Linked DNA regions of Mus musculus: region 2 is linked to region 1. A link is a loop called in an ENCODE intact Hi-C map of the cell type or tissue named here. Cell type or tissue: left cerebral cortex. All regions are shown on one strand. Links, peaks and the distances in the headings refer to the core of each region. The heading gives the core; the rest is flanking DNA.

Region 1 (5,906 bases), core at 1,417-3,916:
GATCCTCCATAATCACATGCAATTAGAACTTCAATTTGTTTTTGGTCAGATGATCTTTCTATTGTTATATTGAATTATTTTCTCTGCCTCTTTGTCCTGTATTTGATCATAAGCTAAATTTATGAGAGGTAAAATCATCTAGTGTGCTTTCTTCTGGACTCCATTTTTATAAAATGTTTGACCCCAGCCTTCACCTTCATTCATGAGTGTCCTTGCAAATGAGTTTCTTACAGACAACAGACGGGTCTTGGTTTTGATTTCCCACTCATTCATCCACTCTAATGTTTTTCATAGGATAATTCGAGCCACTAACTCTGAGGGTTCCAATCATACCACAGCCATCTTGTCCATTGTTTTCCAGTCTTCTCATGGTGTGTTTTCTCTGTCACACTGCCCTTATCATTCCTCATGCATACTTCCTGTAGCAGTAAATTTTACAGTCCATTGCTTTACCACTGAGCTTTAAACCTGGCATCCAGTTCTCTATTCCAAGTCCTTGATTATTTTTTAGATTTGTCTATCATTAATTGTTAATTTCTGGTTATCAATGAGGCTCACATAACAGGCTTTAAAAGCACTGTGTTCTCTTCAAACAGTGTCTCACTATGTAGCCTTGGCTAGCATGTGTCTGCCTCCATAGTGCTGGGATTAAAGTATGCTGCACCATGCATTTTTAACTGACTGTATTTATTTATTTTAGATTTATCTTTTGTTTTGAGGGTTATGATTATATATAACCTGTTCAGTCTTTGTAATGTTACTTGCATATATATTTTCAGCATGGAACATTTGATATCGGATAAACAATTGGTGTGCTTTTCCATTAGAAAAAAAAGATTTTCCTATTCTCCATTTCTCTTGGTTGCCTACAGTTCTTTTTGTAGAGTTGAGGCCTTGTGGTCTTTTCTCTGTGAACTTTTTTGTGTCTATTGTTGTTTTCCATGCTTGGCTCATGTTTAGGTTCATGTTTAAGGATTCATCTTGGTGAAACTTTATGGGTATAGCTTCTGACATTACTAGAAGATAGTCTAATAGCAAACTACCACTGCTGCATTAGGCTTATCATGACACGTGGGTAACAGGATATCTTTTTAAACAATAGCAACCTACTACAATTATTAGGAGCAAGTAAGCAAGCAATGGTTTCTTTGTTCTATTTTGTATTTTTTCTGTGGCAACAACATCTTAACGTATTAATATAATTTAAACAGTTATTGATGTCTTTGTTGTTTACTCTCCATTCTAAAGATATGATAGGACATTCTCAACTTTCTTATATAATTACTCTTGCCTAACAGTTTTATATTTCCAAATGTTTTGTTTGTTTGTTTGTTTGTTGTTCATTAATGGATTCTTCAGGTGTAAAATTCCTTCCAGCACTTATATAACAGTTATTATATAGTGCTTCTTATATAACAGTTATTATATAGTGTTTCTTATATAACAGTTATTATATAGTGTTTCTTATATAACAGTTATTATATAGTGTTTCTTATATAACAGTTATTATATAGTGTTTCTTATATAACAGTTATTATATAGTGTTTCTTATATAACAGTTATTATATAGTGTTTCTTATATAACAGTTATTATATAGTGCTTCTTATATAACAGTTATTATATAGTGTTTCTTATATAACAGTTATTATATAGTGTTTCTTATATAACAGTTATTATATAGTGTTTCTTATATAACAGTTATTATATAGTGTTTCTTATATAACAGGCTTATATTCTCCCAACTCTTGTTTGGCCATGTCTTTACCTGTCCTATATTTTTAAAGAATAGCTTTTCTGGATGCACCATTCTTAATTGATAGTTTGTTCTTTTTAGTGCTATAAAAATCACATGCCTCTCTCTCCAAGCCCCGATGTTTCCTGCTCAGAAGGACATTGTCAGTGGAATTGAGCCTCCTCCATATGTTATTTCTCCTCTTCTGTATCCTTGAGACTCTTCTCTTTGCCATTTAACTTTGAAAGATTGATTATGTCTTGGAGCAGACTCAGCTGAGCGGAATATGATTTGTAACTTTTAATCATCCCACACATGAGTGTTTGTATTCATCTCTGAGTTTGGGAAGATTCTGTTAGCTTTCTCCTTGCTGTCCCTGTTGAGGGCCAGTGCCCAGTGTCTGCTCTTCTCATGCTGCACTGATGATCCTGTAGGGTTTCTTCATCCATTTTTGTTCTGCAACCCCACCATGCATCTTCGAACAGCACACCATTTAGTCCTCGACTTTTCCCATCCTGTTTCATCTATTGTGCTAGTGCCTTCTCATTTTTTTTTTAGCTTAAAGATCTGTTTTTAAAATTTATTTATTTAGATGTCTTTGATCCCTCTGTTCAGTTTCTGAGTTATTTTCTTCAAGTTCACCGAGTCCTCTTTACAGCAGCATTTAAAGTCTCAATTCAAGTGTTAACTCACATTGGTGGTGACTTTGCGGCTTCTGGTAACTTATTTTGACTTTCCAATGAGGTCACACTTTCGTGAAATCTCTTGACTGTACAGCATTGCCTGGGCATTGGAGGTATCTACATGTAATTTTAGATTTCATAATTTGATTTTGTTTGTGCTCATCTTCCCAGAAATTCTAAGCAGGCTCTTTCCCCTATTCCTCTCTCCCCCTTTCTAGAAACTCAGGGGCACTTTTCATTGTTTCAGCAGAGTGGTGCCCAAGTCCAAGGTCATTGTCTACTCTTGGTGTGCTGCCACTGTTTCACCACTAGAGGGCAATCAAAGTCTAGGTTTCTCATAAACCCGAAGTTGCTCTTGTTCAACAAGAGTTGGGGAAATAGCATAAAAGGGTAGTGCCTTCCTCTCCCAGAGGTTCATCTGTAGTAACAAGCCCATATAGTCAGCCGTGTGTTTCCAACTGGCTCATGAATGAGGGACCATCTGCAGCTTCCTATGTTATTCCTCTGTTCACCAATACTACATCACACATTGAGCCCATTGCTCTCTGAGACAAGCTCTGAGGACAGAGCAAGGATCACATTGCTGTGAGCTTCCTGTTGCTAAGGTGGTTTCATGGCCAGGGACAACTGCAGTCAACAACAGGCTAACAAAAGTCAAATGGACTAAGACCACATGTATCTCCCACTAATGCCGATGCTACTCTAGAGGCTTTGTGGGAGGATATTGGTTGGGAATGGAGACTTCTGTGATCCGCCCAGTGCTAGAATTTACCACTCCAGCATTGTGTTCTAAGGCTCAGCACCCTGCTACGTCCTACCAGTGAATGGAGACCTGCTTCATGGTGTGCTGGGTAATGCTGTGGTCGTCACCCATCGGCGGGGTGGGCATTAAACTGGATTGTGTCTGAGTCTCATACCAGCAAGGAACTACATGATCGTCGAGGGGCACTAGGTGTACACCATGGGCCTAAACATGAGATTGTCTCGCTGGGACACAGTTCTTTGCCTGGAATAGGAAAGACTAAAGTCTCTGCCTTTGTGCACTGGCCTGGGGTTATCTTTGCTAAGTACAGTTGGGGAATTGGTCAAGAGCCTTTTTTTCTCTTTTTGGCTACTGAGCATTGCAAAGGCCCTATCACACCTGAGTCCCACAGCTATGCATAGCTATGGAATGTGAGGATTGTTCCTCCATCTCCATTCCGAGGGTTACTGGTTTGGATAAAGGTGGGGGAATCCATCCACTACAGGTACCAGGTTCTTTTTTGCTCTAAATGAGGAATGGAGCAGAGATGCAGAGCTGTGGCAGAATCCAGGAGCAAGTAACACCTTAAGTGTCTACTCTGGAGTGTGGGTGTTGGTATGATAATCAGCCACACTTTACATTCTGATACTCACAGGGTATTTCTTAACCTTCTTCACTGTCAACTTACTTCTCTTACATACTAATCTTTCAGCCTTTGTGTAAAGTATCCCAGACCTTACTCTACCATATTCTATGTCACAGACTGGCAATACAGTTTCTCCCATTGTAAATAGGTACCTGTGTGATGTTTACGTAGGTATGGAGGCTCCCTCTGTGTGGTAATAGTCAATGCCCTTTGGCTATTTCCTAGTGTGGAGTTCTCATAGTACTGAATGCATGATGCAGTCTTGTGTTCATTTTTATGTTTTGTACCCAGTAAGACAGTCTTTCCCCTCATTCTGCTGCCTAAGGTTGAAGGCCAGTTAGGTGGTAGAACCAGGCAGGCACTATTCTAATGTGACTTCAATGGATCAGTTTAGAGCACTGTCCCTGGGGTTTGGGGTAAGTGGGGGTCCTGTTCAGCACTGGCTTTCATCTTGTTATACCTGGTAATGGGATTCAGGACTCAAACTCCCTCTTCTGTATACATGGGGCATCTCTCTTCAAACAGGACAGCATTGCTGAAGAGTGGAAAGACAGCCCTCTCTTTGGACTTTTTTCAAGACATGTTTCAATAGCAGACTGAAATAGATAAGACACTGTTTTCACACTCCTGGCTTCACTGTGAACAGTAGTGTGTGAGTAACTATGCAAAGTCAGGAGACCATAACTGAAGGAGCATAGTCAGTGACCATGTTGTTCTACACCCTCTAGGCTACCTAATTTGCATAGTTGTTTCTGGGAGTTAATTTCTGGATAATCCATTTCCTTTGGGTGTAGGCTTACAGTATTGCCACTGTCATGTGACTATGTTTCAGCATCCTTCAACATAGCAGTAAAGGTTATTGTCTACCAGGCTCAGGCCACTACCTAAAATTAACATTGTCCCTCTTTTTCTCCCTCTTTCTTTTGCTAGCTCTCTCCCTCCCCTCTCCCTTCCCTTCCTCCTCTCACTTTTGCCTATCTTCCTACTGGAGCATGAAGTGCCCTGAATTGTAGCTCCATGAACTCTGAGATCTTGACTACTATACCATCTGCTACAGTTTCAACAGCTGGAAGAGGCCTGTCATGTAGGAGACCATCTACTGAGAGCTGCTTAGGAAATGGTTCCTGGTTGCTTCCTTCTGCCTCTAAAATACTGTAAAGCTCTATACAATACATTTTTATTCTAAATGGCATACGTGACTATTTTCCATAAAACAAAGAAAAAAGTAACAACAATAAGAATGAAAAAGAACCCTCTTTGGAGTCTCTTTCCTAGTCTATATTAAAACATAGGAATATATCTAAAATACTAATTTTTTCTAAAACACATGGTCCCTATACTGTACTTTGTTGGGAATTGATCAATAGGCACATCCCATCCTTACATGGCATCTCTTTCACAGAGTAAACATCTTTCACTCCATAGCTGATGCTGTATTTCTTTTCTCTCCCATCTCATATTTTCAGGATTTGAGAGCAGCATGTGACTCTTGTTACCGGGGAAATCCACTGTTGTGGTCTGCTATGGACTGTGTTTTGCTGTATTTGTGCATGTGGGAAGATGAAACCTAGGTGAGTTGGGTGGAAATCTAACCCCACTGCTGGGCAGAGGGAATCAATAAATCAATATAAACCTGTATGACAGTGTTCCTTTGTATCAAAAGGAGAGGGGAAGAAACACACTTTCGGTCTAGAAAGAAATCCTAGATTGGGATACACAGAGAAGTTTTAAAAGGGACTATATCTTTTGTTGGTGATGGTGATTTTTAATAAAGAGTACAATAGCAAAACTGGTTTGATCTTTACTTTTCCTGGAAGAAGTTTCTGGGACCGAGTTGCTGTATGTAGATGACTTACTGACAAAGGGCCAACAAATTAGGTCCACCACAAAACTTGCCTCTTAGAAGAGTGTATTAAACTGAAAGGAGCTTTTGCTACTGCATGAAGGACACCACACTAGGAGAGCATACAGAGATTACAAGTTAGAATACTGGATGGAATAGTCAATTTCACCGGCACTGGAAGAACTTAAAATGAAAAAAATGTAGCTAAAGATATTGAGTTTTAGATAAAGATGAAGGAAAAATACACCCTTACATGTCC
Region 2 (5,906 bases), core at 1,641-4,140, 330 kb after region 1:
CGATGTGGTTTAAGTCAGTTCAAGTCACCTCAGTATCATTTTAGCCATTTCAATTGCCATCTGCCAGACACATGCTACTTGGCACAGTAGCATACTTGGAAGAAAAATAGATTATGAATAAAAATTAATTAATTAATAGGCTAACAGAGGTGACCCTTTTGAGAAATACAGATAGCTGAGTACTGACATGCAAGTGAGCAAGGCCTTTACAGAATAAGATAGGTGGATTCTATTTGGTTTTGGGAGCAAAGTTTAGAAGACTTAGAGATACTGATTTTAGAGATGAACCAGTCAACAGAGTAGAATTTTGTCAAAAATGTATAGATTGGGGTTAGCCACAGCAATTTTCAGAATTACTTTCTGCTGAGATGAACACAGGCTACTTATTAGTTAGTGGGCTATAAGTGGAGCTCCTGAAGACCTTAGTTTTCCCTGAAGACTTCTGAGGTTATCAACAGGGCAGCATCTAAAAAAAATATAGTTAAAGAAATGTTTGAAGACTGAACATGGCTGGTAGACTCGCTACTTTACATTTCAAAATGATCTCCCGAATCTCAAAATTCAAAGCCCTGGTTGATCTTCACCCCAGCGAAGAGTCCCCCTTTCTCTGAACTTGCACTGCTATGAATTCTCTTCACACTGATGTTTTCCTTATTGCTTCTTCCAGCATTTGTCTTTCTCTCAGAGACCTGGCCCAGTCATCCCTTTATTGCCTAGTTCATACACTCAGCTTCAGACACTGTTATTGTTCTCCATCAGCTCGTGCTCTCTCGACCAATTGAACTCCAAATGAGTGAAGAAATTACCTTCTCTGAGTTAAGGTTGCAGACAATGCTTTTAACACATGCCAGCATTTACATGGCCAGATTCTGGATATATACACATACACATACATATAACATATAACACAACATATAACATATACATATACATATATCAGTGTGTGTGTGTGCATGTGCTTGTGCATGTGTGTAATAATTTGTGGGAATTCAAGTTTCAGATATCCAATTTTAAAGAATATATATATATATATATATATATATATCACTAACAATTATTATTATTTTTAATTTTAGCTTTTAAAAATACATTCCTAGGGACTGAAGATATTATGGTTCATTGGTTAAGAATGTATACTGCTCTTGCAGAAGACCAGAGTTTGGTTGTCAGCACCTACAGTAAGTGGCGTACCTGTGTAATTCTAGATCCCAGGATTCAGCCCTCCTGGCTTCTATGGGTGCCTACACAGGTACATATCCAGACACACAAATTAAATCTTTAAGAAGACAACAAAAATAAAATTGCTTTCTCTACTATTTCCATCTCCTGTTTCAATTAGGACATCAGTAAATTGCTTCACCTGTATATTATGTGTCTTTAGGTATTTCTAATCGCTTTAAAACTCATTTTGCTTTAAGCAGTTTGAAAATAACATGCTTAGCCATATTTCTTAATTTTCTTTATCTCATTTGATAACCAATGGGCTCTTTAAATGTCTGTTTCTATGTTTGGAAGTTTGAATCAATTGAAAATACAAACTTTTTTCTCTACCCAAATTTTCCTCTTGGTCTCTGTCTCTGCTGTGTGTGTGTGTGTGTGTGTGTGTGTGTGTGTGTGTGTCTGTTTGTGTGTATGTGTGTGTGTATGCCATATGCACATGTAACTGAGGTTGCAAATGTGTGTTTATGCTCATGAGCACAAAAGCTAGAGGTTGATATCAGGTGTCTTCTTCAATTATTTTCTCTCTCTCTTTTTTTTTAAAGAAGGAGTCCATTACTGAACCTATCCTCACAGCCTATCGAACTCCAAGTGTGCACTTCTCACCTGTCTCCATCTCACCACAGCTAGGAGTGCAGTTGCTCCTGAGTTTCTACACAGGCGCTTAGGACCTGAAGCTAGGCCATCATGCTTGGGTGACAAACACTTTAGCAGCTGAGTCATTTACCCTTATTCCCTCTCTTTCTCTATACAGTAATTATTAATCAATTCATATTTATTGCTTTTACACAGGTCCCTAAATCAATTCATTTTTATTTCCATTTTGGTAAACTTTTTTTTTTTTCTGAATTAGGTGCTTCAGATTTCTTCTTCTTGTGCTATACCACTGGTGAGATCCAGGAAAAAAACAAAACAACAACAACAACATGCTTAATAAAGGTGGTAAGATTAGGGAATCCGTGTTCCCAAAGTTAGGAATAAGCAAAGTAATTTATTATTAAATATAATTGAGGATTTTCATAGATTCTCTCATTAGTTTGAGATTGTTCTGTGAGTACCCGTACACACAGAAGTCAGAGAAATTGGATTGCCTGGGGCTGACTTCTAGGAAGATTTTAGCCATCTGACTTGGGAGCTGGGAAATAAAATTAGATCCCTACAAGAGCAGTCTGAACCCTTAACTTCTTAAGCCAAACTCTTAGGTTCCTAGAGTAATTTTTTAAGGGTTCAAACCTAAAAGGGAAATTAGTAAAATACTAGATGTCTCTCTGGACATTAGCCACAATTTGATTATCATCTTACCACCCACCTCATCCACTCATTTTAACCGTCCTCATGATAGTCTCTAAGTCTCCTGTGGCATCATTAGGGATCAGCCTGCTAGCTCATGCAGTCAATTTACTTATTTGAAAAACATTTTGAAATTCTACAGCAATGTACATTTTAATGGATAAATAGTGAAGTATGCTCTTGGATTGATGCATCAGAAATTTTCTTCCAAGGATCACACAAGCATTGGTAAAGAAATAAATTGTGTTGTCAGGAAGAACACAGAGGTTGTTTTCCTTGGTTTATAAGAATGATTTTTTTTCTTTTTTTGAGATAGGGTTTCTCTGTGTAGTCCTGGCTGTAATGAATTCTGTGTTTAAAAATAACAGCACAGTCTGCCTGAGCATCATTTTTCCTCATCTTTTCTCCTCAGATGTGGACCTTTCCGAGGTTTGTTACTCTAGTAGTTTTCCCTTTTCAAATATCCATGCCTGTGATATTTTTCAGATAAATCCCCCAAAACACAATGTGTGTTGGACTTTAATTAAGGCGGATAACAAAATATTCCTTTTAAATCGATGCTTCAGAAAAGTGCATATCCTGAAAATGTATGTGTATTTATATACCCTTGAAGAACTTCCAACATGTACTCTGTAGGAGACAATCATAGCAATGGGAAGAAAAAGAACATTTACAAATGAGATTTCTTTAAAAACTTCCATGCTATTCTAGTTTCTTTTTCTGTTGTGAAATAATATTCTGAGCCAATGTCACTTAGGGAAGAAAGACTTTATTTTTCTTATACTTTCAGGTTATAATCTATCATTTAAGAAAGTCAGTGTAGAAATAAAGGCAGAAATCATGGGGGAGCTACTTGCTGGCCCACTCTGTCATATGCTCTCTTGCTCCCTCACAAACTCATGCTTACCTAGCATTTCTATCAAGACCAGGACCACCTGCCAAGGGAATGGCACTGCCCACAGTGGGCTGGGTCTTTTACATCAATGAACAGTCAAGACAACAACCCCTCATTGGCATGGCCACAGATACACCTCTTTCTGCAATCCTTCAAGTGAGGCTTCTCCCTTCAAATGATTCTACGCTCTATTAACCAAACCATGGAAGATCACCAGGATATAAGATGTAAGATGAGCACATTTTTTTTTTGACAAGTGGTTTTCTGAACTCACACTTGAAGTAACCAGTAGACATGTTCCCATTTGCAATATGACTTTATGTTAAACTGAAGTCAACATCCTGGCCGCCTCATCCTGTTTGACTGAACAACCACAGTAGTTTTCTCTATTTATGTTCATATATTAGTAAATACTGCCTTGGGGTGGGTTTAAGAACAATGGATTTATAATAGAAAGGTCTTCTATCCATAATTTTTAGGTTTGCCACTTTGCATTGCTACATGGCAGAACCTTCTTACTCCAGGACTCAAAGTCATGTCTGATGATGTAGAGGAAAACCAGCAGGTAAAATTTTACCAGTGATAGTGATGGTGGCAGGCACAGTTGTAAAAGAACTTTAAGCTTTATTTCAGTCAAGTTTTATAAGAAATTGGTATGACATTGTAATAGTACTACTAAAAATAATACAGTCTTATATAAAAATTTTGAAAATATGTAAAAGTCTCCAAAATTAAAACTCCATAGGCATCAAGAACATTCAAAGTTTGGTGAGTTTTACCATGTGTTCTTCCAAGTCTCTGCAGATACTCACAAATCAGCAGGTTACCTGTAGATTACTAAAGGTCACCTTTGCTAGTCCTGGAATGAGACCAGATCTTCCATTCCACAAAGTAGTTTCTAAAACTCTTTTTTCCTTATCCAAAATGGGGATCTTCTATAAAAATAAATATAAGCAAGCAATAATAATTAATGAAAAATATAAGGGGTCCTGAATTTGAAGGAGTGCCAGGAGACATGGATGACAAAGTTTGGAGAGAAGGACAGGAAGAGATAAATGTAATTATATTAAAATCTCAAAAATAAAATGATAAAAAAGAATTCTCCTTGATATGAAAGTGAGTAAAAAACTTACTTTTTAGCAGAAAATTGAGGGAAACTGGATTCAGGGTATCCTCCTCAAGAAATGATCGCTTTAGCCTATGTCATCATTAACTGCCATTTGTCCTAGACTTTATCTGAGGATTTTCTATAAAATTGTCAGGTGGTTGTGGATATAGAGGATATGCAGTGCTGAAGGTAAAGTAGGGTTGAGTCCTCTTTTACTTCACAACATGTGTTTCCTGCTTTCTCAGAAATACAGGGAAACTGAGGTATCAAGTTTATTGATTTATGTATTAGGATAAAAAGGGAGGTGATAATATCTGGGATGCATAAACATTGGTCTATATAACAAGCATCTCTTCTGTCCTTTGGAAGCCTACTGTTGCTTTTAGACAATTGGGAGTGACGTCTGAAGACTTCTTGTCAACTATTCAGTATAGTGTGATCTAGTAGCACTCCATACTGATACCACTGCTCACCAGTGGAGGCAATTATTATTCAACTGCTGTGTGTGACCTCTTGGCTATTAGCCCCTTAATTACTCTCCCCAAATAAGAACACATGAACACACACACACACACACACACACACATGCAAACACTGTTCTACATCATTACAAGGGTCTTAGGGTCTTAGAGTCACAGTGTCTGTGGTAGCCCTGGTGCTCTGTGAGGATAGGATGGCATGCTTTTAACTCTCTGTGATACAGGATATCAAGTTCATTTCATTCTGCAGTGTCACAAGCCAACCATATGAAAATTGTTGCCACCTCCTTTCCTCTGACCGAATCTTCTGGCTACAGGATAGACAGGCCTCCTATCACGCTAATGAGGAAGGTTTGTTTTGGGCTGATTTCATACTCGTTCTCTCAAAGTTCCCTTGATGCTAAGTCCTACTTAACAGTTTACTTTTTCTTCTTTCTAAAAAAAAAAAATGATAGTGCTTTTCCTGCATAGACATGGGTGAGAATATTTAAAATTTTACGGTTTCCTTTTCGTAAAACTACAAACTGTCTTTCTTGACTCATTTTCTCTGTGAATATGTATGTGGTGCCAAAAATTATATTTAAGCGACTTGCTTATTGAAGTAGTACTGCAATTTTCATGCTTTTAACTCGAAGGCGTTTTGAGTTGGTGTAAAGGGCTTAAAAGCCCTGGCAATGCTTTCTCCTCCACAGTCTTGCTCTCAGTTGCTGCCTCAGATTTTGAAATTCACCTTCCTTCTGATGTGGAGAGGAAAAGAGGCTGGGTCCACTGCCTCTGACTTATGCTTGAATTGAGAAAGGAGGTGGGATAATTTGTGCCTTTTCTTCTCTCTTAAAGATAACTGCTATTTTCACTACAGAAAGGGGGAAAGGTTTTACTGAACATTTTTATGTTGAAGCAAAAGAGTTTAGCCTCC

Evidence for each region. Peaks named below come from ENCODE experiments on the same cell type or tissue, not always from the same donor. Only the 100,000 strongest peaks of a DNase experiment are listed, where the experiment ranks them.
Region 2: it touches region 1 in a loop (2.7-fold over the local background); 2 of 42 quality-filtered maps call a loop at or near these places.

The regions. Positions count from the first base shown.
Region 1 is chr13:25,560,136-25,566,041 of GRCm38, forward strand. No RefSeq gene overlaps it. Among named protein-coding and RNA genes, the nearest start is that of Gm34122, 200 kb to the left of the region's middle. In left cerebral cortex, for the core only: a CTCF peak has its summit at 2,722 (motif pointing right); DNase peaks (open chromatin) are centred at 2,764 and 3,704.
Region 2 is chr13:25,894,424-25,900,329 of GRCm38, forward strand. No RefSeq gene overlaps it. Among named protein-coding and RNA genes, the nearest start is that of Gm11351, 69 kb to the right of the region's middle. In left cerebral cortex, for the core only: no CTCF peak of the experiment used is centred there; a DNase peak (open chromatin) is centred at 3,004.